5 separate regions of the Homo sapiens genome follow, and regions 2, 3, 4 and 5 are each linked to region 1. A link is a loop called in an ENCODE intact Hi-C map of the cell type or tissue named here. Cell type or tissue: endothelial cell of umbilical vein. All regions are shown on one strand. Links, peaks and the distances in the headings refer to the core of each region. The heading gives the core; the rest is flanking DNA.

Region 1 (4,000 bases), core at 1-4,000:
AGACCAGGGTTTGTCAATCTCAGCAGCGTTGGTGTTTGGGGCCAGAAAATCCTTCACTGTGCTGGGGCTGTCCTGGGCACTGCAGGACGTCTGACAGCGTCCCCAGCCTCTGCCCCCTGGGTGATGTTCATCTCCTTCCAGGAGTGACAACCAAAAATGTCTTATGGGGGACAACCCTCCCTCTCCCACCCCACTTGAAAGCACTGCTTTTGATGGAAAAAAACAAATGTGGTTTTTAGTCCCTGGGGAAAAGTCTACTATTAGTGGGATTTAGTTTGTTTGTTTATTTTACCTTCTTAGAGAAAGACTTACCTTTATAGATAAATTTGTAAGTTATAGTTATTATTCTTACCTCCTGACTAAAGACTAATAAAGCAGTTGGAAAAAAAGGGGGCATTTATTGTTTATGTCACTTGAGGCCAACTGAAAGCCAAGATAATGGACCAGAGGGTAGAAGAGGGAGGGAGAGGATAGGAGGAGGGAAGGAGGGAGGAAGGGAATGGCCACTGATTAAGCATCCCCCCGGGGTGCTGGGACCTCAAAACATTGTCTCCTTTCACTCACAGAATCCAACAGGGAAGGTTGGATGAGGACGGGAGACTAGAAAGGTCAAAGGGCAGGCAAGTGACTAGCTGGGTCCTCTCTCTGGCTGGGGAGCCCACACTCCCTTTTCTGGGGAGGAGAGAGGAGGAAAGAGTCAGTTCCAGGATTGGAGGGACTTGGAGCTCAGCTAGTCCTACCTTCCCAAACTCAGAGCTGTGATGTGAATTCCTTGAGGGCATCAGCTAATTGTCACTAGAATCCAAACTGTCACCAAGAAGACAGGGAAGAGGTAGACCTAGTGGATGTTGGTGAAGAGGGGCAAAGCAGGCTTCAACCCACACAGCCTGTCTCTTAGCCCTCTGCACTGCCCACGGCTCAGTCACATAGTCCTTCTCTGCATATGTGCACAGATAGGCTGGCCAAAGGGTGCTAAGAGCAATTAGCAAGGCAGGTAGTCAGCTGTCACGAACGGGGCCCCAGTGGGAGATGCTACAGGCTTGACATGAGGTCTTCTCAGACCCCTGTATCTTTTCTTCTATTTCTCTATCCTTCTAACTTAGCAAACTGCTACCTAACTGCAGCCAAAAGTGGACGTCTCATGGACCAGCCCCTTGCACCTGGAAAACCAGAGATCACACACAGGTCACCCCTCAGGTCAGAAAAGCCCATCGAAGTAATCTTAACCCTGCTTGGGTGATAAAGTCCAGCTCCCAGAGCAAGGGCCACATTCGCTTGTTTCATTAAACAGCATGGAAAGATTCAAGACTCGTCTCAACTGGCCATCCCCAGATCAGAGCAAGCCAATGAGCAGCCCCGTTACTGCCCTCGCCTTCTGCAGAAACGCCAGAGGACTAGAGAGGTTCATCAATTGTGATGGAAATTCTATCTGTGTGGCGTTTGTCTCTCTCCAGGTTTCTCTGCCTGCCGGATACCCAGGCTCACATCTGCTCCATGGCACACTTATTGAATATAATCCGAAAGAAAGTTGCTGGCAATCTGGAGAAAGACGAACCCTTCCCGTTTCTGAGACGGAAGGACTTCTCAGGTGAGAAGCACTTTTACATGCATCGCCCCCTTCCGAGTGCCCCAGTGCCTCCAGGAGGGCAGGTGACTGTCGAGGCTGTGGCTCTGTTTGCGACACAGAGCCGCCATCTACTCTCCTGGGGTCAGAAAGTCCGTTGGCAAGTTTCAGATAATAACTCAGCTAATTTGGGTGGAGCTCTCTCTACTTTTGTTTCCCAAAGGAAAGACGCCAGAGATGGAAAGATGTTAGAGAAACAGAAGAATGAACTCGGCTGAACTAAGAAAGGCAGTCCTTGGCAGGATGTGGGGAGGGTAGTGCCTCCGGCCAACACAATAGGATTCACCTGGGAGAGGGGCCAGCTCCGGAGATTTCTGAGAGGCTCCTCCTCCAGAAGGATCAGCCAGGTCCCGGCAGCTCAACCGGGCCAAGGTGCCGGAGACCCTCGGACTCTGCAGACTGTCCAGTAGGGGGCACTGTTGCCTCCACACTGGCCGACCTCAAACACCTTCTGCTCCTGGTGTGCCCCTCCCCAAGGTCCTCCCCCAGGAGTGGAAGGCCGTCTCCAGCCCTGAAGAGACTCAAGGATCCTACCTGTCTGCAAGCCACCCCAGGCTGGCCTACCTGGCAGAGCCTGGGTGACATCCTGCATCCTCAGGGATGACACAGCAATCACTACAGCTGCTGTTTACTGAGCACCTACTATGTGCCAGATGCTTTCACTGTGTGACCTCATTAAAACTCCACCGGAGCCCTCTGACTGGGGTATTATTAGTCCCACTTTACAAATAAGAAAGGCAGCTTCAGAGGCCACACAGTCCATAAACATCAAAGCATAAGCGTCTCAGGTCTTTCCAGGTGGGAAGTTTGGGCCCCTTCCACTGTCCCCGACAGTGTCAGATCCTGTGGTTCCAGAGGGCTGCCTGTCCCCTGGGATCCAGGGCTGGGCGTGTATTATCTTGTGAGCTAGGTAATATTTTATACAAAAGCACAGAGCGGTCAGACGCCTGCCCAAGATTGCATAGACACCGCAAGTAGAGCCAGGATTTGAGCCTGGACTTCCGGGATCCAAGGCCCATATTCTTTCCATTACCTGGCCCGCCCCCTGTAGAGGGCCCATCAAAAACACCGCGTCCTTGCTTGCCCAAACCAACAGGAGGCCTCTTCCATGATCTCTTTCACTATGGCTTTCATCCCCTATTAATGCATTCTTGTGAATTTGGGGCTTTCTAGGCCTTCTCAGGTTGGCCAGGTCCACACAAGCTCATTGGCCTCTCTGGCCTCAATTTCCCCACCGGAAAATAGAGATTTCAAGGCATGGGCGGGCAGGGCTGCTGGTATGGAATAAGACCCCGATTCTGGTTCTGGTTGGGGGTGGCCGGCAGGCTTTTTCCACCGCCAGGGTCAGGGAGGCTTTGCATACTTGTGTGGGCGGCGGAGCAACTGCCCCCACGTGAGCCCCTGAACAAAGAGGCCTCAGAGCACCTCTCCTCGCACCACTCGCCGCCTCCAGCGCCCGCCGCCAGCCGGCTCAATAGAGCGCTTGTGGCCGCGCTGAGGAGCTGCGGCCCAGGCTCGGCGCATTGTGCATTGTCTGAGTCCCGGCGCCGCGGCCAAGGGTCGCTCCATCAAGGTCGCGCCTGGGAGGACGGGGGCTGGGGGGCGCGCGCGGGAATTGCCGGCCGCTGGGCAGCGACACGGTGCATTTGTCTCAGCGCTAGGGGTCACGGGGACTTTCAAAAGAAAGGCTTCCGGGCGCCCCTCTGCCCCTGATAAAGGCACCCATTGCTGCTCTCAACCCAACCCAGGCAAAACCCCACATTCCTCAACAGAGCCCTGAACTGAAATGACCCAGCAACCCACGGTGGAGTGAACCTCAGCTGAAGCCAAATGTTCGCTTTTCACTGAACTGAAACAACACTTGGGCGTTTTCCAAAATCATTCACTGGGAACATTTGTGCATTTGTTTATTCATTTAATAAACGCTCACTGGTCACTGCCCTGTGGTCCAGGCACAGTTCAAGGCGCCAGGGCTCCTTGTGGGGTAAGCAGTGAGGTCTGCCTGGTGGAGTCACAGATACGGAAACAGGATGGCACAGTCAATAAATGGTTGCCACTCCACATTCTCAGGGCAAGCACAGTGCCTGGCTCAGGTAGGGACTCAGCCTGTTCCCTGGAGGAATGAAGACAGGGAGGGGGCGAGGTGGGGACCCTAATAGAAGCGTGGCTCTGGTCTGTAATACAAGCACTTTAGGAGGCCGGGGCAGGAGGATCATTTGAGCCCAGGAGTTCAAGACCAGCCTAGGCAACATAGCAAGACTCCATCTCTACAAAAAATAAAAAAAACTAATTCGCCAGGTGTCGTGGTGCGTGCCTATAGTCCCAGCTACTCCAGAGGCTGAGGTGAGAGGATCGCTTGAGTCTGGGAGGTCAAGG
Region 2 (4,523 bases), core at 1-4,000, 110 kb after region 1:
ACAGAGATAATAATACCTATCTCTCAAGTGCCCAGAGCCATGCACAGAACTTAATAAATACAGGTTCCTAGTTTTCACACTCAAGGGTATACAATGACCTTTTTGATTCAGATGCTAGGTCGTCCTCGTTCTGTAACAAAAGAATTGTATTTATACAATCGAAGACATTCAGAATCGGACAAGTAGGGAACAAATGTGTTTTAAAGAGTGCAAAGACCACTTGACTAGGAGACGAGTCCCTTTTACTACATCTCTGATTTTATAGGGTTGGCCGGTGAGAATATGGGATTCGATTCACAGCCAGAATGATTGGATCCCATCCACAAAATGAATATCACATGCAGAGGCACAAAGCTTTCTTAGAATGCAGGATGGTGGGTGGTGGTTTTATCATCATTGTCTAAGAACCAAGAAGATGGACGTTGCCTTTGGCCCTGCGACACCCACCCCCCATTACACACACACATGAGATCATTGAGTGCAGACGCCAAATGCGTATTCCATACCACATGGGAAATAAAAAGTGCACTCAGGAAATCCAGAGGTTAGAGGAGGTGATGTTTGGCTCCAGGTGGTCCCTGGAGCAGATTTCCTGTACTGTCGTTAAGAACCAGCCCTCTCCTAATACCTTTGCAAGATCTCCTAGTCCTTGCCACCTTTTCTAGTGCTTGTCCTTTCCATTCTCCTCCCCTCCCAGCTCCCACATGCAAACATGTAGCTCATCATCTTGAGGCTTTGGGCCAGTCCCCCTATGTTTTTCAGAGGCCCCAAGCAATATACAGTATTCATGAGCCCTTGTTTATGCCTTAGTCCCCTGCATTCGTTCATTCTTTGTACCTGAAGTAAGAGACAGGCTTCCTGACTTAACGGGGTGACCTCCAATAGAGTTAATCTGCAGGGTTTTAGAACCTGGATGACATGCTCTGTAGCTCTTCAGGATGTGTAATTGTTTTGCATTTCTTGCTTTTGGCTCAGCCGCCAATATTTATGAACACTGCATGGCTTTTTGTGAAGAAGTTACATGTGGGGCAACATAACAGAGGGAAGAACACATCCCAGAGAGCCTGTTGCCTGTTATTTGTCTGCCGAGCCATCTTATCTTGAATTATTTTTCTCTGGCTTCATGAGAGAATGGAGTTGGAAGAGTTTTGCAGATTGTAAAGTGCTATAGAATTGCAAGTACCCACAGGCATTTATGCATAAAATGCTTATTACTGAAGTATGTATAGCAGCAGGAAAAAAACATTGGAACTAGCTGAAATATCCAACAATTGGGATATGGTTGAGTAAGCATTCTGTTTACCGTCACACATGATGGGTTTGTAATAACACAAGGATGTCTATTTTATCGTTCACCTGCAAGTAACAAAAACTTGACTTACAATGGCTTCATCAAAGAGGATTTCTTGATCATATACAAATAAGCCCAGAGAGAGACAGCCTGGCCCAGTTCTGGGGCCCAGTAGGGCCATTCAGGAACCAGCTACCTCTGTTCACTGCTCAGTCATTCTTAGCAGTGGCGGTTGTGTAATCCAGCTTCGCACCTTTGTTTTGGGAAGGCAGATTAAAGGAATGGGAACGGGGGCACACACCAGCATTGTCTGCCCCCTTTTAAAAAGCATTCCTGGAACCCCTACTCCCTGAGTTCCACTCCCAGCTCCTTGGCCAAACTTTGTTACATGGCTACCTCTGAGTGCAAGAAGGCTGGGAAATGGTTGTTTTTAAACCAGGAAGATTGCTAACTTGAAATTGGGTTCTGAGTGGGCAGATCATGAAGTCAGGAGATCAAGACCACCCTGGCTAACACAGTGAAACCCCGTCTGTACTGAAAATACAAAAAAAATTAGCTGGGTGTGATGGTGCACGCCTGTAGTCCCAGCTACTTGGGAGGCTGAGGCAGGAGAATTGCTTGAATCCGGAAGGCGGAGGTTGCAGTGAGCTGAGATCGCACCACTGCACTCCAGCCTGGGCGACAGAGGGAGACTCCATCTCAAAAAAAAAAGAAAAAGAAAAGGAAAGAAATTGGGATTCTGTTTGTTAGAAAGAAGGGGAAAATGGATATTGGGGAGGCAACCAGCAGCATCTGTCTCGGTCCACCCCATTAGCTTCCCAAGATATTTGTACATACCCTTTTCCAATACACAGACATGACTCACCTTCTTCCCAAGGGAGAGGGCTACAAAGTTTCATTATGTTATTGCAGCTAGGGTGCAAAGTCCAGGATCGGGCAGGACTGTGCCAGTTTCCCACCAGGTTTGAATGTGTCTGGTTCCTTGTGCTAATCAACTAAAAGACAAGTTATCTGCTCAACATGCAGTGATGAAGAGGAAGCAAGATAAATAGCAGTGACAACGGCTACCATTCAGGAAAGGCGAGAAAAGATATTGGGCAGGCAGCCAGCTGTGTCCACTATGCAGCATACCTTACTGGTGCACACACAATGTGGTCAAAATAGTGTTAAGCCATCAAAAATGCAACAAACGTAGAAGGAAGAATGAAAGGAAATCATTTGTCATAGAATAATTTAATCCATGTGCCTTTTTTTCTGTTGTAATTTTCAATTTTGTTCTACTGTAGATACCCACTCATTTTGTACAAAGAAAATTTTCTTGTCAAATATAACATTTGTAAATATTTCCCCCGATTGGTGTTGAAGACAGAAGATCAGAAATGCTGCACTATGTACAGGGTACATAGTAATTTTTTGTAAATAAAACATAAAACTTTTATCAAATATATACTTATGGTAGAAAAAATATACAGGCAAGCTTATGATAAAAACGTTGTTTCCTATTCCAGTTCCCCCCACTGCAGGCTTGTTTATGCAGGGAAGCCCTTTTATGGCATTTAGACTTTGAAGACAGGATTCTTCCCTTGCAGAAGGGAAGAACTGACTAAAATATTTGAAATTGCAAATAACCACCAAAAGCACGCATCCATCTGCAGAGGGACCCTCCAAGGTGGCAGGCAGCATTGCAGGGGGTGGTGACCTAATTTGGAAGGACTTGGAATACTTCTGCTAATGATTTCCTTGTGGTTTACTGGGACATGCTATGAGTGACATCTGGTGTCCTGGTCAGGGACGAGGTCAACGGACAGTACTGTGTAATGGTTAGGGATGTGAGCTTTAGGGCCAGGCCTGGGGTTCAAACCTCGCTCTCATTTCTTCGATGGGTAACCTAACGTCTCTGTGCCTTGGTTAGCACAGCTGCAAGATGGGGATCAGAAATATTTGAGTCAAGGTCTCTATGTTGCTGTTTTTAACATTCATTGGTTTATTTAAAATTTCCCAATTCTTCTTGCCCTAATTTTGGCATTTTATATTTTCTTAAGAATTTTAGTTATGTTTTCAAACTTTCAGAATACAATGATTTTTTAAAATATTTTAAAAAATTGTCTGAATCAAAGCCCATACATTGCAACGAGCTGGTGTGTCTCTTAAGCCTCTCTTGACAAGTTTCTTTTCCCCTCTTTCCTCTTTTTTTTTTTTCATTTGCAGTTTGCTTATTGAAGAAATTAGTTGAGCTGCTTTTAATTGTAACCAACAGAAACCCATGAGAGCACCATTAAAAAGTTGGATTTACTTTAAGAGTAGCAGAGTTGCATAAACCCAAGGGTTAGGGTGTAGTGGGGCCTCAGGAACTGGCCAGAACAGGTCTCTCTTTTGCATGCTTTCTCTCTCTCTCCTTCTCTCTCTTTTTCTCTCTCTCCTCTTCTCTCATCTCTATGTCTCTCTCTTTCTTCCTTCCTCACTAGTCTTTGCTCTCCAGTCCACGTAGCAGCTAATGGCCTGCACACCATCCCTTTGATTCGAAGGACCAGTCAGTTGGAGTCCAGAATCATAGTCCCATTCTGAATTTCCAAGGAATGGATTCAGGTGCAACCCTGATCCATTGACCACATTGTTGGCTGCCAGGGTCCCAGTGCTCTTACCACGTGGATCAGTGGTAAGGGAGGAGACATCCTTATACAAAAGTGGGTCTGCAGACCCTTCTGGTGTGCACACCATAATGATAGTGCCTGTCTCCTGGGTTGGCTGGGTCAGAGTAAAGGATGAAGTGTGCACAGTGCAGAGCAAAGAGGAAGCCCAAAAGACATGGAGCTGTGCAGCAGAGATCCGACAACCAGCAGCCTCTCGACTCAGGGAGGTTCCTTCATGCCTGATGGCACCATGCGGCACAGCACCTCTTTTCTTCCCAGGGGCCAATCAGATGCAGCACCTTAATTGACCATTTAAATGCCAAGATGGCTGAGCCTTGGCCAAGCATGTGTACATCTGCTGCTCATTATGTAGCCAGGGAAGTTCCCTGGATACCTGAACCTAGGCATAGAAAATGCTGGCCTGGGTGAAATCCCTTCACAGTGGCTCAGTGCCAGAAAAGCACCATGTAGGGACTTCATTCCAGGTCAGAATTCCACCAATATAGCCATAGTGACCCATCCAATCAGGGATGGATGTTCAGAAGGCCCCTTGGGCTGGCACACTGCTGGGTCCCACACTGATTCCTGAGTACCTTCACCCA
Region 3 (4,523 bases), core at 524-4,523, 96 kb after region 1:
ATGTGCTTGTGTGTTTAGTTCTAGGAAATCTTAGCACCTATGTAGATTTGTGTGACCACCATGGCAGTCAAGATGAAGAAAGTTCCATCAAAAGGATTAGTTGTGGTTCCCTTTTATAGTCATGCCCCCACCCTTCCTTCTCAGTCACTACCCCCAGCAACTTCAAATCCAGTTTCCAACTCTAGAATTCTGTCATTTCAAGAATGTTGTATCAGTAAGAATCATGGTGGTGTAATCATTTGAGATTGGCTTTTTTTTTTTTTTTTACATAGCATAATTCCCTTCAGATACATCCAAGGTATTGCACATACAGATAGTTCATTTATTATTTTTACAAAATTGTTACATAAACGATACACATATTTTCAGGGTATGTGCAATATTTTGATATATTCATATAATGTATAATGATCAAACCGGGGCAATTGGGGTATCCATCACCTCAAACATTTATCTTCTCTTTGTGCTTCAAATTTTTCTCTTCTAGCTATTTTGAAATATATAAGAGATTATTATCAACCATAGTCACTGTACTGAACTATTGAACACTAGGTCTTATTCCTTTTATCCAACGGAATTTTTATACCCATTAATCAACTTCTCTTCATCCCCTCTCCCCTCTCTCCTTCCTGGCCTCTGATAACCATAAATTCATTTTCTATTTTCATGAGATCCTTTCTTAGCTCCCACACATGAGTGAGAACATGTGATATTTGTCTTTTTATGCCTGGTTGTTTAACTTAACATAATGATCTCCAGTTTCATCCATATTGCTGCAACCGACAGGATTTCTTTTTTATGGCCGAATAATATTCCATTGTGTGTATATATAGCACATTTTCTTTATTCATTTATCTGTGGATGGGCACGTAGGTTGATTCCATATTTTGGCTATTGTGAATAGTGCTGAAATAAATATGAGAGTGTAGATATTTCTTTGATGTATTGACTTCCTTTGTTTTGGATATTTACCCAGTTGTGGGATTGCTGGATCATAAGGTACTTCTATTTTTAGTTTTTTGACGAATCTTCATAGTGGCTGTGTTAATTTACATTCTAGCAACAGTGTATGAGGGCTCCCCTTTCTCCACATTCTCACCAGCATCCGTTATTTCCTGTCTTTTGGTTAAGAGCCATTTTAACTGGGGTGAGATGATATCTCACTGTGGTTTCAATTTGCGTTTCCCTGATGATTAGTGATGTTGAGCACTTTATTCATATGCCTGTTGGCCGTTTGTATGTATTCTCTTAAGAAATGTCTACTTGTGTCCTTTGCCCATTTTATAATTGGATTACTTGGGGGTTTCTTTTTCTGTTGGGGTGTTTGAGTTCTTTGCATATTCTTGTTATTAATCCCTTATCAGATGGATGGTTTGCAAATATTTTCTCCCATTCTGTATGTTGTCTCTTCACTTTGTTGATTGTTTCCTTTGCTGTGAAGAAGCTTTTTAGCTTGATGTGATCCCAATTGTCTATTTTTTCTTTTGTTCCCTGTTCTTTTAAGGTCTTTTTCAAAAAATCTTTGCCCAAACCAATGTCCTGGAGCATTTCCTCAATGTTTTCTTTTAGTGGGTTCATAGTTTTAGGTCTTAAAGTCTTTAGTTCATTTTGATTTGATTTTTGTATGCTCAGAAATAGGAGTCTAGCTTTATTCTTTGGCATATGGTTATGCAATTTTCCCAGCACCACTTATTAAAGAGACTGCCCTTTCCCCATTTTGGCCCCTTTGTCAAAAATAAGTTGGCTGTAAATTCATGATTTATTTCTGGGTTCTCTATTCTGTTTCATTGGTCTTTGTGTCTTTTTTTATGCCAGTTACCATGCTGTTTTGGTTACTTGGCTTTGTACTGTATTTTGAAGTCAGATAGTGTGATGCCTCCAACTGTGTTCTTTTTGCTTAAGAGTGCGTTGGCTATTCAGGGTCTTTTGTGAATTTTTAGAAATTTTAGAATTTTTTTATATTTCCATGAAGAAAGTCATTGGTATTTTGATAGGGATTGCACTGAGTCTGTAAATCACTTTGGGTGATCTTGACATTTTAATATATTAATTCTTCCAATCCATGAACATGGAATATCTTTCCATTGTTTTGTCTTCTTCAGTTTCTTTCATCAGTGTTTTATAGTTTTCCTTGTAGCCATCTTTCACTTGGCAAAATCTATACCTAGGTATTTTATATTTTTATAGCTATTGTAAATGGGATTGCTTTCTTGATTTCTTTTTCAGATTGTTTGCTTTCGTCATATAAATGCTACTGATTTTTGTATGTTGGTTTTGTATTCTACAACTTTACTGAATTTATCAGTTCTAACATTTTTTGGTGGAGTCTTTAGGTTTTTCTAAATGCAAGATTATGTTGTTTTATATTTAAAGACAAGGATAACTTGACTTCGTTTTCCATTTGGATGCCCTTCGTTTCTTTCTTTTGCCTAATTGCTCTAGCTAGGACTTCCAGTACTATGCTGAATAAAAGTAATGACAGTGGACATCCTTGTCTCGTTCCAGATCTTAGAGGAAAGACTTTCAATTCAGGGGAAGCATACTTTTAGATACGCATTTGTAAATTCCCAAATCAAAGGACTGTGGCACTACCTGCTTACTCCCACTCAAATCTAAAGCTGATGACCAGGTGGGGTGGTCCCATCCTCTGGCATCTTGTGCCTCGACGGTGGCTTCTCCAGTGGCCCGTGTGTGAGATGTCTGGTTTCATCAGGAGATGGCTGGTTGTTGCAGCTGCCAAGAGGATTGTGTTGTGGAGCTGTTGCTATAGAGAAAATCTGATTACATTCAAACTCAAGCTCATTAAATCAGAATTTTCTTCTTCCTCAAGGCTGGAGAATGTCACTAGGAGGCCCTTCCTCTTTCTGCCTTCTTCAGGAAGGTAAACGTTCAACAGGGCTCTGTCTGAGCATGAAAAGAATGCCTTGTTTCTTCTGATCCTAGCCAGCTGCTCGGAATATGACTCACCAGGAAGTGAAAGTGAGAAATTGATATGGTTGGGCAATTGCAAATACTCACAGATGGTCTGATTCACAGGTAGTGCCTTCTCCTCTTTGTAGCACGCACTGTGCCAGGAGTCATACCTATGCATATTAGTCAGGGGTCTCCAGAGAAACAGCCAAGAGGATGAGTCTACATACAGAGAAAGACACTTATTTTAGGGAATTGGTTTATGCAATTGTGGAGTTTGGCGAGATCAAAGTCAGTAAGGTAGGTCAGCAGGCTGGAGACGCAAGGAAAAGTTGCAGTTTAAGTCTGAAGGCACCTGCTGGCAGAATTCCTTCTTGCTCAGAGGAGGTCACGCTTTGTGTTAAGGCTTTAACTGATTAGATGGAGCCCACCCACATTTGATGGAGGGCCGTCTGCTTTTCTCAAAGTCAGCTGGGGATTTTTTTTTTTTTGATTCAGAGTCTCACTCTTTCACCCAGGCTGCAGTGCTGTGGCACAGTCTCGGCTCACTGCAACCTCTGCCTCCCAGGCTGAGACCCTCTCAGCCTCACCCTCCCAGAGCAGCTGGGACTACAGGCATGCACCACCATGCCTGGCTAATTTTTGTATTTTTTTTGTAGAGACAGGGTTTTGGCATGTGGTGGTCTCAAACTCATGGGCTCAAACAGTCCTCCTGCCTTGGCCTCTCAAAGTGCTAGGATTATAGACATGAGCCACTGCAACCACACCTGGCTAATTTTTTTTTTTTTTTTTGGTAGAGATGGAGAGTTATCATGAGATCTGACGGTGTTTTGGTAGATCCATGTTGCCCAGGCTGGTCTCAAACTCCTGGATTCAAGTGATCCTCCTGCCTTGCCCTCCCAAAGAGCTGGGATTATAGGTGTGAGCCACTGCGCCCAGCCTTCAAAGTGTGATTTAGATGTTAATCTTACCTAAAAAACGACTTCACAGAAACATCTAGAATAATGTTTGACCACATCTCTGGGTGCCATTGCCTGGTCACGTTGACACATAAAAGTAACCATCACACTGTGTTTATTCTAAACATGCTCATAGAAGTGGGGGCTTTCCTGTGAAGGGCATGGACCCTGGGAGGCCTGGATGTGAGTCTTTCCTCCTTCATTTTCTAGTAGTGTAACCTTAGCTTCTGCGCGCCTCTGTGGTCTTGTAAACACACTAGCCATTTATTGAGCCCTCTGTACTGAGCATGGTGGATTTGTGATTCTCCCTGAGCTTAAAGACTGAATGTTTTACGGGACTAACCCAGGGTTGTACAGCTGCTAAGTGGGGCCTCGAATCCAGTTCTGGCACTCCGAGGTCACAAGGCTGGCTGAGGATTTATTAAAATAAGATGCAGGGGTCCGGCACAGTGGCTCATGCCTATAATCTCAGCACTTTGGGAGGCCAAGGCAGGCAGATTGCTTGAGCCCAGGAGTTCCAGCCTGGGCAACATAGTGAAATCCTAGCTGTACAAAAATTACAAAAATTAGCCAGGCATATTGATGCATGCCTGTAGTTCCAGCTACTCAGGAGGCTAAGGTGGGAGGATCGCTGGAACCCAGGAGGTCAGGGCT
Region 4 (4,523 bases), core at 325-4,324, 190 kb after region 1:
GAAAATGGCCATACTGCCCAAGGTAATTTATAGATTCAATGCCATCCCCATTAAGCTACCAATGACTTTCTTCACAGAATTGGAAAAAACTCCTTTAAAGTTCATATGGAACCAAAAAAGAGCCCGCATTGCCAAGACAATCCTGAGCCAAAAGAACAAAGCTGGAGGCATCATGCTACCTGACTTCAAACTATACTACAAGGCTGCAGTAACCAAAACAGCATTGTACTGGTACCAAAACAGAGATATAGACCAATGGAACAGAACAGAGCCCTCAGAAATAATAGCACACATCTACAACCATATGATCTTTGACAAACCTGACAAAAACAAGAAATGGGGAAAGGATTCCCTATTTAATAAATGGTGCTGGGAAAACTGGCTAGCCATATGTAGAAAGCTGAAACTGGATCCCTTCCTTACACCTTATACAAAAATCAATTCAAGATGGATTAAAGACTTAAATCTTAGACCTACAACCATAAAAACCCTACTAGAAGAAAACCTAGGCAATACCTTTCAGGACATAGGCATGGGCAAGGACTTCATGTCTAAAACACCAAAAGCAATGGCAACAAAAGCCAAAATTGACAAATGGGATCTAATTAAACTAAAGAGCTTCTGCACAGCAAGAGAAACTACCATCAGAGTGAATAGGCAACCTACAGAATGGGAGAAAATTTTTGCAATCTACTCATCTGACAAAGGGCTAATATCCAGAATCTACAAAGAACTCAAACAAATTTACAAGAAAAAAACAAACAACCCCATCAAAAAGTGGGCAAAGGATATGAACAGACAACTTCTCAAAAGAAGACATTTATGCAGCCAACAGACACATGAAAAAATGCTCATCATCACTGGCCATCAGAGATATGCAAATCAAACCACAATGTGATACCATATCACACCATTTAGAATGGCAATCACTAAAAAGTCAGGAAACAACAGGTGCTGGAGAGGATGTGGAGAAATAGGAACACTTTTACACTGTTGGTGGGACTGTAAACTAGTTCAACCATTGTGGAAGACAGTGTGGCGATTCCTCAAGGATCTGGAACTAGAAATACCATTTGACCCAGCCATCCCATTACTGGGTATATACCCAAAGGATTATAAATCATACAGCTATAAAGACACATGCACACGTATGTTTATTGCAGCACTATTCACAATAGCAAAGACTTGGAACCAACCCAAATGTCCATCAATGATAGACTGGATTAAGAAAATGTGGCACATATACACCATGGAATACTATGCAGCCATAAAAAAGGATGCGTTCATGTCCTTTGTAGGGACATGGATGAAACTAGAAATCATCATTCTCAGCAAACTATCGCAAGGACAGAAAACCAAACACCACATGTTTTCACTCATAGGTGGGAATTGAACAATGAGAACACTTGGACACAGGGTGGGGAACATCACACACTGGGGCCTGTTGTGGGGTTGGGGGAGTGGGGAGGGATAGCATTAGGAGAAATACCTAATGTAAATGACGAGTTAATGGGTGCATCACACCAACATGGCACATGTATACACATGTAACAAACCCGCACGTTGTGCACATGTACCCTAAAACTTAAAGTATAATAAAAAAAAATTTCACTAGTAATCACTTAACATATATATACAATTTTAATTTTTCCATTTAATTCAATCCTTGTTTTATCTATGTATAATTTTTAGAAAGCCTAACAGAGAATACATACAAGATTATATTCTGAGTTTGGTCCAGCCCCCCCTCACTCATGAGCATTTTTCCCTACCTCTAAATTGATTGCATACATATTCTAATGGCTACAGGATGACAAATAATTCTAATATCATATTTTACTTAGTCACTTAATATTTTATTATTTCGGTTGTTTGAATATTTTACGATAAAAAATGCTGTAACAAATGACCTCATGAATTTGACTTTTTCCTTTTAGATTATTTCTTAACAAAAGCACAGCAGTTCAAAAGAAGGATTATTTTTATTTTTCCTACCAAGTTGATTTCCAAAAGACTAGCAATTATCATTACTACGAATGTAACAGTTTCAACAGAACTTTATCAGATTTGGGCACTTACACTTTTGGTCAACTTAGAAAACATATCTTAGAAATATATTTGTAAAAGAATAATTTTCTTGCCTTTTTAAAGATGACAAGTGGGAGGGTTGAACTCTCCATGTATAAGTTGGCTGCCCTTACAGGAAATGTAAATGTCCTTTGCACATTTCATCTATTGAAGTCTTGAAGATTTCATTGTATCTCTGGCTTCTAATGTCTTCAATTACTTATATCAATTGCTTTTAATAACAATACAATATTTAGGGAAACTAATATTTTCTAGCAACTTATAGCTTACAAGAATAAACAGGGCAAGTCTCATGGTTTTTAATATGCTTCTTCAAAAAGTATGAACTGATTAATTGCCAGAATGTTAATAATTTCACATGATACATGAAATACAGAGTGGACCACAGTGAAATAGATAGCTCCATCTACTGTAAATACTTTGAATTGGATATCTCCAGCTTTTGTCTTTACGGACTTACTTTCATAATGAATTTAGGAGTTTTGTAAGTGATGTCATGCTCAGAGCCTTTTGCTAGACTCTGAGGGATATAAATATAATTAACATGAGGATGCTGCCCTCAAGGAGCTCCTAGGTGAGCAGTATGAGGGCAGCCCCTAGTCCAGGCTGACATTTGGTGATCTGCTGACTTTATGCTGACTCAGAAAAGCCAAGGTTTTAGAGTGTAAAAGAGTTACTCTGCTTTACCTAAAATCATAATCACTGGAGTGGGATAAAATTAAGTGATGAGTTGGGGAAGGACGTTTGGAAAGTGTTAAGAGAGATGGGCAGGAAAAAGGAAATGCAGGGGAAAGGGTAAGGAGAGGCCAGTGGTGCTCCCATTTATCCCAGGCTGACCACCATCGGAGGGCAAGGAAAGGGTCTTCCCTTTCCTTGAAGGACCAGGTCATTTGTTTACAGCAGTTGTGCCTAGCACAGGCCAGATTTCATTTTCTGAACTAAGAGAACTTTCAAGGAACTATTGTCTGGTAGATGAAATGGATACTCAAGAAAAACCATACCCTGTGATAAGTGTTAGAATAAAAGTATATGTAGTGTGCCTTGGAAGTAGAGAGAAGGAAGAAATTCTTTCTGCTGCAGGGAGTAGGGTCTGGAGCAAGTACGGTATCAGGTCACAGAATGGGACAACCTCCCAAAGGAGGAGACCAGTTGAGATAAGCACTGAAGAATGGCAGGATTTCTAGGGCACAGAAAGAGGAAGGGCATTGTGGGCAAGAGGAAAAGCATGAACAATTGCATGGAGGTGCAAAGTTTCATCATGTGTGTAGGAAACAGTGCAGCCTGATGTGGCTAAAGCTTAGTAAGGTGTTAGAAGACTAACTTCTTAGCAATGCAAGAAGTTACATAAGCAGGAACCAGCATCTGAAGACTTTGAACTCTAGATTAAAAAGTCTGCAGACACTGGGGAGACATTGAGAGTTTTGATGCAGGGCAGGGACAGGACAGCAGGCAATAGGCTTTGCTTGCAACAAAGGAGAGTGTGGATGGTAGCAGATTAGGACTGCAGGTTAGAGAGACAGAAAATAGAGAAATAGAGAACCAGAACCAGGCAATAACAGTACAAAGAGGAGGAAACAGAATTTTCTCTGTCACAAGAGAGAGTTCAAATTTACCAGTGGGATGCACCGTACTGGGCCACGAACTGGACTTGGGCAGCACTTTTAACCAAGATAAGATTCGGGAGAAGAAATGATCAGGTGATTACGATCCATCTGTTGATACAAGATATGGCACATAAAAAGTGCTCTGTCTGCTGGGTGTGGTGGCATGTGCCTATAGTCCCAGCTACTCAGGAGGCTGAAGCAGGAGGATTGTTTGAGCCCAGGAGTTCGAGGCTGTAGTACACGATCATCATGCCTGTAAATAAGCACTGCACTCTATCCTGGGCCACACAGGGAGACCCCATCTCTAAGGGAAAAAATGCTCTATCCATGTTATTTATCATTACTGTATCACTACTATTATTATTTATCTCAAAAACTAAGTCATCTTTTGCTGACTTTTTAAACAGATAACCTTTAGGAAAGTTATATAATTAGATTTCTTTATATTAAGCAAACTACCAGAGATCACTAAAAAAACTGGTTTACTGATTTTAAGATCATTAACCCTTAGAAAAGCGCCTTTGTAACTTGTGCCTATGACTCTCTGAGAGACTGGAGTCACAATGGAGAATAAGTCTGTGTGACTCTGGGAAGCTCATAGTCCAGTGGGAGGGCAGGGGACAGAGGTAAACTAGGGGTCGTAACATCCTACCCTCCCACTGGACACACTAGGGCTTACGCTCCATTATGTCCCCAGTCCCCAGGGCAGTCTTAGAGCATGACCAGTGCTCCAAAGATGTTTGTTGAAGAATGAAGGAATGAATGAATGGAACAAGAAGAATAATTAAATATTTGAAAAGAATCTTTCTTTTGAATTAAACATAATGTGTC
Region 5 (4,000 bases), core at 1-4,000, 260 kb after region 1:
GCAGGGAGGTAGGGAGAAATGTGGGAAGTCCATGTTAGAGTTGAGATTTTAGACCTCATGGAATATGAAGTGGAAATGTTCAGATAATTGAGGCTGTAGGATTCAGATACGGTTTTGTAGAGTAGTCGCCATACGGAAGCTCTGAGAATGGATGAGATTTCCAAGAGGTGGTTGCAGGAAGAAAGTATCAGAGGCTTGGACAAGTGTGGCATAGGCAATAGGATAGGATACTCTGTTAGACAAGACAGAGGTGACTTTCTATTACAAAACTCGTCCATTTGTCTGCTCAGAAACCTTCTACTCCTTATTTCTGCAGAAAGAATGATCACTCCCTCAGCCTGCTGTTCAGGCCCTTTCAGCCCTGATGCGTTTTGGATCCTAAGCAGGTGGAAGCCCCTTGCAGCTCATTGGACAGACTCCACGCTCAGACCCCCAGCCTTGGGGCCCTTGCTCTGTCCTTCCTTCTGCAGAGGGCTTGCCTCCATCTCTACCTGTCCAGAATTTTGCCCCATATTTGAGACCTTACGTAGCTCTTTCTTCATCCTGCCCACCATTTCTGTCAACTTGGAATGTGATTTCCCTCCCATGAGTCCACGTTGTACTTTATCCTCTTCTTGGCGCTTGTGATGCTTTGTTCTCTTAGCTTGGAAAGGGAAGCTAGCATTTATTTCAGCCTGCTACGTTTCAGGCAGAGAGGGAGAGTACTTTTGGCTATAGTGGTCACACGTACCCTCCTTTTCCCTGCTAGCCTGTGTGTCACGAGGACTGCCCCTCTGTCCTGCTGCCATCGTTCCCTCAGGGTTGCCCAATCGAGTGCCTCTCATATGGGGGGTGTCTATTAAACAATAGTTGAGTTACATGGGAAGAGGGCTAATGAAGTACTTAATAATAAGGAACCGAGCTTTATGAAAATGAAAATGGGATTGACAATTCTAGACCCTAGTTTCCAAGTACTAACTTGACAGAAATGCAATGATGTGAGAAATTAAGAAGGAGATAGAGGCATTAGGAAAAACAGACCGGAGTAGAGGGTAAGATAGTAAAGCTGTTCCATTAATGTGAATAAACAGAAACCTTTTGGTTCATTTTTTTTAAGTTGAATAAAAGTGTCTTGAAATGGCTGTAAAACAAAGGAATAATATTTGAGAGAGCATTACAGTTGAAATCCCGTTTGTGGCTTCGATTCTAGGAATATAACATTGTTTCAGTTTTGTTCGGTGCCAGTTTTCACTTTGCAGCTAGAGCTGATGGCATCCTCCCCCCATTTCATTGAAAATATTGTGACATCTTGACTTTTTCTATGGGTTCTTTTCTACTTTGGTAATTCCAGTTAGCAGTTTGCATTTTATATCATCAGGTTGTATTTTCAAGGCTTTGATATTGTCTGAAGTGTTTCTTCTCAGTCATTCATAAGGAGTATGCATAGTTATATACATTATTTTTTCTGCTCTGCATCTTATATTCAGAAATATTTACACCAAAAAAGCATAGAATATGTGGGAATTTAATATTCTTTTTATAACATGAATGGGTAGAAAAACTGTAGAGCCCTTATAATTAATTGATGACATATAATTAATTGATTAATTTTAAGAACATTTAACTGAGGATATGTTAATATGCCTTGAATGAATTCCAGCAGTGATCATTTATGGATAAGTATCCTAATATTTTCTGCTAAAGGTCAGCAACTGTAATCTGTATCGCCTTGGAAAAAAGAAGGGACTACCCAGCCGCATGGTGGTGTCAATATTTGATCCCCCTGTGAATTGGCTTCCTCCTGGTTATGTAGTAAATCAAGACAAAAGCAACACAGATAAATGGGAAAAAGATGAAATGGTAAGTTTGTGTGTGTGTGTGTGTGTGTGTGTGTGTGTGTGTGTGTGTAACTGGAGGGATTTACTTTTCGGTGAGCCAAATAATTTGTTTTATTAATTTTTTGTTTCATTTTCTTGGTATGTTTATAATAGAGTAGATATTTGATATATTTAATTAATTCCTTTAATTACACTGTCTTTTCACTGAATTCAGAAATAGTATTATAATTTTGATGGAGGCAAATTTCTATTTTTATTATTTCTTTTCCAAAGGCATAAGAGTATGTGATGTTTTGACTTTGAGTTTTGCTCTTCTTTAAAAAAATTTCACTTTGCTGTTATTACAATTTATCCTAGATCCTTAGCTCTGTTCAGTGAAATGACTTTTCAGTGACCTGTGATCTCCAGTCTGTCTGTGAAATAATTAATTTCAGTAAAATCTTGCTTTTGTAGCTCAGGGTTTTCCCAGTCAGGACTCCTGTGAACTTAAAAAAAAAAAATCATCCATAAAGATTGTTATTTTCTGGAAATAATTTAAATCTTGCCAGTGACTTAAGAAGACTCCAAATATCAGCAACAGCCACTTCATTTTGTCTTGTCTTGAAGGCCACCAGAGGGCACTTGGGAGGGCCTCCAAACTGCAGGAACCAGCGCAGTGGTGGTTGACTGGGAGAGTTCTAGTGCCTCTTCCGAAGTTAAAGGCAATGCTTCAGACAGTTTCATTTCTTGGAGATTTATTTTGCATTAAAAATAAATTGGCTCATTGTTACTTCATTTTTACCTCAGGCCAACAATGATAATACCGTTTTTTTCTTTCAAAGGTTATATTTTTAAATATCCATTTTCTCCATGTCTTCTTTGTGATGCATGTATCCTATATATCTGCCTTTAAGTATTTCCAGGTAGCATGTTCAGTGACACTATTTGGATTTTTACCTATTTATTGAGGATGTTTTTAACTCATGTAGTATTTGTCTTATTACAGAATTAGAACTTATTTGGAAAAGCATTAAGGGAATATTTTAATGCAAGTTAGGTCCGAACAATTATTTGTTATTAATTTAGAAATATGTAGAACCTTAGAGGAAAATGTATAGATTTTCAACTTTAGAAATGGTATGGTATTTCTATGAATAACATTCCAGTAACAGTCATCCTCCTTTGTTAATACCGTTTCATAATGTTTTTGGCTCTTTTTAAAAACTTGTAGCATGAAGGTGACATTGGCATGTCATTGATTTTTTTTTTAAGATACAACACAAAGTTCAATTTATTTTTCTTAATGTTTCTGATGGCACTTTGGTTATTGGAATTCATTAGAAATACTGTTCAGATTTTTATTTAGTAAGTTACTTTTATTGAAATATAGGCCCTTGCATTATATTGAAAAGATACACTGTGGTTTTGGCTGGTTGCATTGCCATTCTCCCTACCTTGCTCTGGCCCTTCAGCAAATGGGCTTAAGTGGAAACCTTTGCATGCTAAAACGCCTCTTAATAGACGAGAGTATCAAAGTTGACTTGAATGATATAGAAAAGGATTTCATGTGGCTGTTTTTTCTTAAAAGGCTTGAAGTGCTCTTGAAAAACATTTTATGAGACAGAACCCCACTCTTTTGTAGATGAAGCATCTGAAACCCAGAGGCACTAAAAGGCTTTGCCCAGGATCACACAGTTTGTGATAAAAGTCAGCCCTTTGTGATTTTTGTGCTCTGCCACTTTTGGCTTATGGTGGCACCTTTCTAAAGATACAGAAGGTTTTTTTCAATAAAAAAAAAATATTGTCTGATTTTTTAAAAATCGCAGTTTGGCCCTCTTTTTCTTAAGGACCAATCAAAAACATCTTCATGTTGCCTTGGAAAGTCTAAGATTGTTAGCAGGAAATGTTCCTTGAGGTCTGCCGCTACAGTTGCTTTTGGTGTTCCTTATTCTTGAAAAGGTGTTTCTTTCTTAATTAAAAAAATGAAAAGATAAATAGTTAGAGATATGGCTTGGCTTACTGCTATTTCTTTTCAGACAAATGTAGTGTTTATATCTTGAGTCTAGTTTAAAATATTTGTAGTATTTAAAAAATGCTTGAAGGTTGCAACTTTTTTTTGTCAGAACACTGGAAAGTTGTTACAATCAACATTGATGCACACCCTTCGTCTTCCCCCTTCACAAGTTTTTTGGTTTTTTAAAAAC

What was found. Peaks named below come from ENCODE experiments on the same cell type or tissue, not always from the same donor. Only the 100,000 strongest peaks of a DNase experiment are listed, where the experiment ranks them.
Region 2: a loop joins it to region 1, with 5 times the contacts of the local background. A loop is called at or near these places in 2 of 110 quality-filtered maps.
Region 3: it touches region 1 in a loop (7-fold over the local background); 3 of 110 quality-filtered maps call a loop at or near these places.
Region 4: it touches region 1 in a loop (10-fold over the local background); 4 of 110 quality-filtered maps call a loop at or near these places.
Region 5: a loop joins it to region 1, with 9 times the contacts of the local background. A loop is called at or near these places in 3 of 110 quality-filtered maps.

What each region holds. Positions count from the first base shown.
Region 1 is chr14:95,359,661-95,363,660 of GRCh38, reverse strand. All of the region lies in intron 2 of LOC107984710 (a long non-coding RNA gene), which reads right to left. It overlaps LOC105370638 (a long non-coding RNA gene), which reads left to right and starts at 1,381. Exons shown (of 2, transcript XR_944172.1): 1 at 1,381-1,588; 2 at 1,788-2,315. RefSeq lists enhancers at 2,432-3,051, 3,052-3,672. In endothelial cell of umbilical vein, for the core only: a CTCF peak has its summit at 2,010 (motif pointing right); no DNase peak of the experiment used is centred there; H3K27me3 peaks cover 187 bases.
Region 2 is chr14:95,247,079-95,251,601 of GRCh38, reverse strand. All of the region lies in intron 1 of CLMN (calmin), which reads left to right. Among named protein-coding and RNA genes, the nearest start is that of CLMN, 71 kb to the left of the region's middle. In endothelial cell of umbilical vein, for the core only: no CTCF peak of the experiment used is centred there; a DNase peak (open chromatin) is centred at 2,321; H3K27ac peaks cover 2,558 bases.
Region 3 is chr14:95,264,119-95,268,641 of GRCh38, reverse strand. The region is part of intron 1 of CLMN (calmin); the gene reads left to right. Among named protein-coding and RNA genes, the nearest start is that of CLMN, 54 kb to the left of the region's middle. RefSeq lists enhancers at 2,696-2,745, 2,986-3,035, 2,266-3,465 and a silencer at 3,186-3,245. In endothelial cell of umbilical vein, for the core only: no CTCF peak of the experiment used is centred there; a DNase peak (open chromatin) is centred at 2,991; H3K27ac peaks cover 1,907 bases.
Region 4 is chr14:95,172,589-95,177,111 of GRCh38, reverse strand. All of the region lies in intron 3 of DICER1-AS1 (DICER1 antisense RNA 1), which reads right to left. Among named protein-coding and RNA genes, the nearest start is that of DICER1-AS1, 17 kb to the right of the region's middle. In endothelial cell of umbilical vein, for the core only: no CTCF peak of the experiment used is centred there; a DNase peak (open chromatin) is centred at 2,481.
Region 5 is chr14:95,097,619-95,101,618 of GRCh38, reverse strand. It overlaps DICER1 (dicer 1, ribonuclease III), which reads left to right. Exons shown (of 27, transcript NM_177438.3): 22 at 1,684-1,839. Among named protein-coding and RNA genes, the nearest start is that of MIR3173, 38 kb to the left of the region's middle. In endothelial cell of umbilical vein, for the core only: a CTCF peak has its summit at 2,431 (motif pointing right); no DNase peak of the experiment used is centred there.